Regions from separate parts of the Homo sapiens genome. Here region 2 is linked to region 1. A link is a loop called in an ENCODE intact Hi-C map of the cell type or tissue named here. Cell type or tissue: PC-9. All regions are shown on one strand. Each heading gives the region's core, and the rest is flanking DNA. Links, peaks and the distances in the headings are about the cores only.

Region 1 (2,927 bases), core at 305-2,804:
CGTCTCAAAAAAAAAAAAAAAAGTAATAATAAAGTGTTTAGCAGATTATATTCATGAAGCCAATAATGTCTATTATTACTATTAGATACTATAGTCCAAATTATCTTTGATTCTATAAATATTTGCATAGCTTCATCTGAAAAGCTTTCTGTTTTATCACAGTTCATGCTAACAGTTCTGAAATGCAGAGTAGAGCAGAAACTCAGTTTTTAAAATTTGTTCTTATAGGTCTGATTATATGTCCTTTGAAGATTTTGGTTGCTTTTCCCGGAATCTCCAATTAATCTGTACCGTATCTACAAGCATTTATTTTTCTTATATTTCTGTAAAATGTGTACATTTTTAAATGTGAAAAGTCAAAGCAGAAACATTGCTATAACTAAGCCCTAACCAATACTGAGAACCAACGAAGGATAACCTCATAATTGGTAAATTTTATATTATTTCTACGTAACACTATTAGACTCATTTTAAAATGTGCTACTTTCCTGACTCTTTTCTTTTTCTTTTTTTCTTTTTTTTTTTTTTTTTTTTTGAGATGGAGTTTCACTGTCTCCCAGGCTGGAGTGCAGTGGCATGATCTCGGCTCACTCTGAGATTCTGGTTCCAGCGGTTCTCCTGCCTCAGCCTCCCGAGTAGCTGGGACTACGGACGCGAGCCACCACGCCCAGCTAATTTTTGTATTTTTAGTAGAGAAGGGGTTTCACTGGCAGGGCATGGTGGCTCACGCCTGTAATTCCGGCACTTTGGGAGGCCAAGGCAGGCAGATCACCTGAGGTCAGGAGTTCGAGACTAGCCTGGCCAACATGGTGAAACCCCGTCTTTACTAAAAATACAAAAAAAAAAAAAAATCAGCTGGGCGTGGTGGTGGGTGCCTGTAATCCCAGCTACTTGGGAGGCATAGGCAGGAGAATCGCTTGAACTCAGGAGGCAGAAGTTGCAGTAAGCTGAGACCACGCCATTGCATTCCAGCCTGGGCGACAAGAATGAAACTCTGTCTCAAAAAAATAAAAAAATTAGCTGGGTGTGATGGCACCTGCATGTAGTTCCAGCTACTTGGGAGGCTGAGGTGGAAGGATTGCTGGAGCCTGGGAGGTTGAGGTTGCAGTGAGCTGTGATCATGCCACTGCACTCCAGCCTGTGCAACAGAGCAAGAGACCCTGTCTCAAAAAGACAAAAAAGGATAAAAGGAGGTCTTGAATGTTTCACTTTTACCCTCTTTATTAGGAATGTGAAATTTTTTACATGTAATAATTAAAATATGCTATTCTTTCAAACAACATACAAATGGTACTGTTACTTGTTGCATCATTTCTATGTTTTCAACTTTGTGTGCATGCATTCATTTTAAGTTATGATTTTGGATTCTGTTTTTATTTTTAAAAAACCAATAAATTTTCTTTATGAAACTATCAAAAAGCAAGTGCTAATTTATTTAATATATTGTCCAGTTGAGAAATGGTCACAGGATCCAAGAGGCCATGTGTCATGAAATCAGATAAATCATTCCTATGTTGTGGAGGCTGAACTGCTTTTGTAAGTACCTGGGAGGTCTGGCCGGATTTCCGGGTTGAATTATAACAATCTTTTATGTCATGGGATGCCTTGCCCAGGTTGTGCAATGTAACCATGAGAACCAAGCAAACCTGTTGCTCAACTAATTCAATTCTGTTTCTTCTATATCCAAATCAGGTTATTTCCATACAAACACGGTTTAATAGAATATTTACCACCTGACAAGGATTGTAAAAATTTCTGTGGACTTAGTGATAAAAAAAAAAAAAAAAAACCTAGATTGAAAATATGTTGTGAACCAGCTAGGGCTCAGAGGACTTTATGGTCTTGATAAAATTCAGGTTCAGCCAGGAACAGGTGACATCAGATGCAACTGTTCTTTACATGTGGCTCTCTCTATCTCCTTTCTACCCACCTGGGCTACCCACAAACTTCTTCCTCATCCTAAGACTATGCTGCAGGTGTGGTAGGTGCGGCACATACCACTGATACAATGCCGGAAGAGACACTTTTACTTCCTATTAAGGCCAAAGGCCAGGTTGGTCATTTGATTAGGAGTGAATGGGGTTGTTCTTGATCTAGGGCAGAAGGTGGGAGTGAAAGAGGAGTATATGAATGGTCCTGACAAGACAGCATATTAAATGTTATTTTGAACTCTATCAAATTTCTATAGTTTTAACACAATGACTGATAGTCATCTATTTCCTCTGAAGTAGATGATTTATTTATTTATTTTTTTGAGTTAGAGTTTTGCTCTTTGTTGCCCAGGCTGGAGTGCAGTGGTGCAATCTCGGCTCACTGCAACCTCCGCCTCTGCGGTTCAAGAGATTCTCCTGTCTCAGCCTCCCAAGCAGCTGGGATTACAGATGCCCGCTACCATGCTTGGCTACTTTCTGTATTTTTAGTAGAGACGGGGTTTCACCATGTTGACCAGGCTGGTCTTGAACTCCTGACCTCAGGTGATCCACCCGCCTCAGCCTCCCAAAGCGCTGGGATTACAGGCGTGAGCCACCACGCTCGGCCAGATGATTTATTTTTATGCTTTGTGTTCTGCCTTCTAAATCTATTTTGAGAAAAATGTAAATCAACTAAGTTTGAACTCAATTTCAATTTGTACTTAATTCAATAACTTTCCTTTTTTTTTTTTTTTTTTTGAGATGGAGTTTTGCTTTTGTCACCCAGGCTGGAGTGCAATGGCATGATCTTGGCTCACTACAACCTGCAACTCCCGGGTTCAAGCGATTCTCCTGTCTCAGCCTCCCAAGTAGTTGGGATTACAGGTGCCCACCACCATGCCTGGCTAATTTTTGTGTTTTTAGTAGAGACGGGGTTAAGCTATGTTGTCGAGCCTGGTCTCAAACTCCTGACCTCGTGATCCGCCTGCCTCGGCTTCCCAAAGTGCTGGGATTACA
Region 2 (2,927 bases), core at 242-2,741, 72 kb after region 1:
CTCCCGGGTTCAAGCGATTCTCCTGCCTCAGCCTCCCAAGTAGCTGGGATTACGGGCATATGCTGCCACGCCCAGCTAATTTTTATATTTTTAGTAGAGACAGAGTTTCACCATATTGGTCAGGCTGGTATTGAACTCTTGACCTCAGGTGATCGGCCTACCTCGGCCTCCCAAAGTGCTGGGATTACAGTTGTGAGCCACCATGCCCGGCCATGACAACATCTTAATAACTATGCTTTATGGTAGGTATTGATAACTGGTAGGGTAAGTCCCCTCACCTTAGTATTCTTCACGAGTGTCTTAACTATTGTATGCCCTTTGCTTTTTCATATATATATTTTTGAATCTGCTTGTCAGATTTTACAAAAAAAGTTGATTTGGATTTCCTTTAGTTGTATTGCCTCTATAGATCAGCTTGGGGAGAATTGGCATCTTTACAATATTGGATCTTTCCAACTATGAACAAAATACAGCTCATTATTTATTTAGATCTTTTTAAATGACTCTTAATAAGTCTTAGAATTTTCTCCATGAAGGTTCTGCACATGTTTTGCTAGATTTCATCCTAGGTTATTTTTTTGTTGCTCTCATAACTAGCACACTTAAAAACATGACATGTTGTAACTATTGCTGGTATATAGCACTATAATAGATAGATCTTATATGTTGACTTTTGTATCCCGTGCTTAATCCCTTGTTGGGATTGATCACATCTTCAAGAAAATAAGATCTGCAATATGTAAGTTTTCTAACATTTAAATGTCAATATTTAAGACTGGAAAGGATGTAGATTTTCTTGCCTGCTTTTATTAGTCTTGGATTTATGATACACCAGATTGACTTGTCTTTCAAATATTGTAATCTTTGCCAGGGAAGTGGTATATTTTACCAAGTGACTGATTCAAGAATAATACTTTTTTTGGTTGCCTCCTATGTATTCCTAGATTGATTTGGGGGCCAGAGGGTTACCTTAATCACATTGTTTTCACTTTTTTTTTTTTTTTTTTTTTACTATTTTCTTGCCACTATCTGTCCTTTTTACTTTTTTTTCCGCTAATTCTTTCCTAGTCTCCTCTTCTAATTCTCATCTCTCTCTTAACTTCATTTTACTCAGAATATGAAATATAAATCACATAATGTTTACTGCATAGGTTTAGGAATTATAATAACTGGTCATCTTGAGCCTGAGGATTTATATGAATTATTTACAGAATAGGAATGTTATAGGTATAATCATATTTTGTCACCTCTTGATGTATGTATTAGGAACTAGTTCAAAATTTTGTATAAGGCTGAATGACGTTTTTCTCCTTAAATATGGTCATTGGAAAGACAAATACTTTAATTTTTGTCTCATAGCAGTTTGGGATAAAATGTACACATTTGAGAACCCCTATTCCTGTAAAGTGAAATCACTTTTGTTTGACAAAGAATAGATTGAAACGAATGAGAATATCTGGCCAACCAGCTTTTGTTTTACAAGAGCTATGCCTTGCCAATATCTTTAATATCTAGGTACTCTCGTTTCTTTTATAGGTTTACCTATGCAAGTATCTATCAAAATGCTACATTGTTTTATTCATGAGAACTGAATATACTAAACTGTGAAATTAAGCCACATTTCCTCATTTGAAATTGCAAAACTTCTTCCTCTGGACTTTCCAGTGATGAACTACTGGGAGAAGAGTCAGAATGAATAAGCAAAGAGGTTACTGAATACTTCTTTTAAAAGGGTGTGTTAAGACATGGGCAACTCGTCCAGGGAGGAAGAGCCGATGGCTTAATAGTATGTGGTGAGACATTGGTCTCTGGATTTGCAACATTACCAAATTTGTCTATTTCACATGTCCTTGAAATGTGAACTGTGTACTTAACTGCAGGGTATTCAGCCCTGCAGTTATTACCTAATGTTCCCATGAAAACATTATTTTTATTTCTTTCAACTCTCTGTCTACCATGGTTATATTATAAGATGGTCCAAGTTATGCCCTCTAACAAATATTGCTTAATATGTAATGTACATTTGTAGTTCAATGGTTCTTAACCCTGGCTGTACATTAGAATCACCCAGGGAATCTAAAACACATACATGTACACCAGAGAGTGGGCTCCACACCAGCTCAATAAAATCAGAATATCCTGGGTATGGCTTGGGGCATCAGTGTTCTTTTAAAAGCTCCCTTAATGATTTTAAGACAGCCAGAGTTGAGAACCACTAGTTTAATGGGATAAAAATGTGTCATTTATTGTAATCTGCGTTTGTTGGAGAATTTTTTCTCTTAGTATTATAGTAATCTGAAAATAGATACGCTTTTGCAAGTAAATTGGATTTAGCAAGATTTCTTGTGAAGGAGTTCTTATCTTAGCCGAAACCTTTTAACTGTACTTTTGCGACGATCTCTCCTCGCATACTTATAATCTTGAAAGAAAAAAAATACTTCTCAAAATATTGACACATTGCATTCCAGAAGTTTTGAGTCGTGTACAGGATGAACAAACTCACTGAAATTCTCTTTAGATGTCTACAATATCTGCCTTTCAAAGGACTTTTGAGTAATTACCCATTTTCTCATTGTAAGCTTGATACAGAACACTCAGTCCATTGTTCTGTTTACCTTTTTCTAGGTTTGAGTTCAGTCTACGCCACCTTTTCACTGTATATTGGTCAAGTATCATTATCTCATTGAAAAGTATAGTAGGCCTGGAATACCTTATACAATGCAGATGAGATAGAAATGAGAACTCTCTAAATTGTGAAGGCCTACTTAGCCATAAGCTTATTATTATTATTAAGAGACAGGGTTTTGCTGTGTTGCCCAGGTTGGTCTTGAACTCCTGAGCTCAAGCCATCCTCCCACCTTGGCCTCCCAGAGTGCTGAGATTACAGGCGTGAGTCATCATGCTTGGCCCATGAACTGATTATTTAA

The links. A loop is a pair of places that touch in the nucleus more often than their neighbours do. Peaks named below come from ENCODE experiments on the same cell type or tissue, not always from the same donor. Only the 100,000 strongest peaks of a DNase experiment are listed, where the experiment ranks them.
Region 2: it touches region 1 in a loop (6-fold over the local background); 2 of 110 quality-filtered maps call a loop at or near these places.

The regions. Positions count from the first base shown.
Region 1 is chr7:77,480,821-77,483,747 of GRCh38, reverse strand. No RefSeq gene overlaps it. Among named protein-coding and RNA genes, the nearest start is that of PTPN12, 55 kb to the left of the region's middle. In PC-9, for the core only: no CTCF peak of the experiment used is centred there; DNase peaks (open chromatin) are centred at 1,567 and 1,977; H3K4me3 peaks cover 432 bases; H3K27ac peaks cover 2,479 bases.
Region 2 is chr7:77,409,182-77,412,108 of GRCh38, reverse strand. The region is part of intron 1 of GSAP (gamma-secretase activating protein); the gene reads left to right. Among named protein-coding and RNA genes, the nearest start is that of GSAP, 5.7 kb to the left of the region's middle. In PC-9, for the core only: no CTCF peak of the experiment used is centred there; DNase peaks (open chromatin) are centred at 1,738 and 2,478; H3K4me3 peaks cover 1,647 bases; H3K27ac peaks cover 2,500 bases.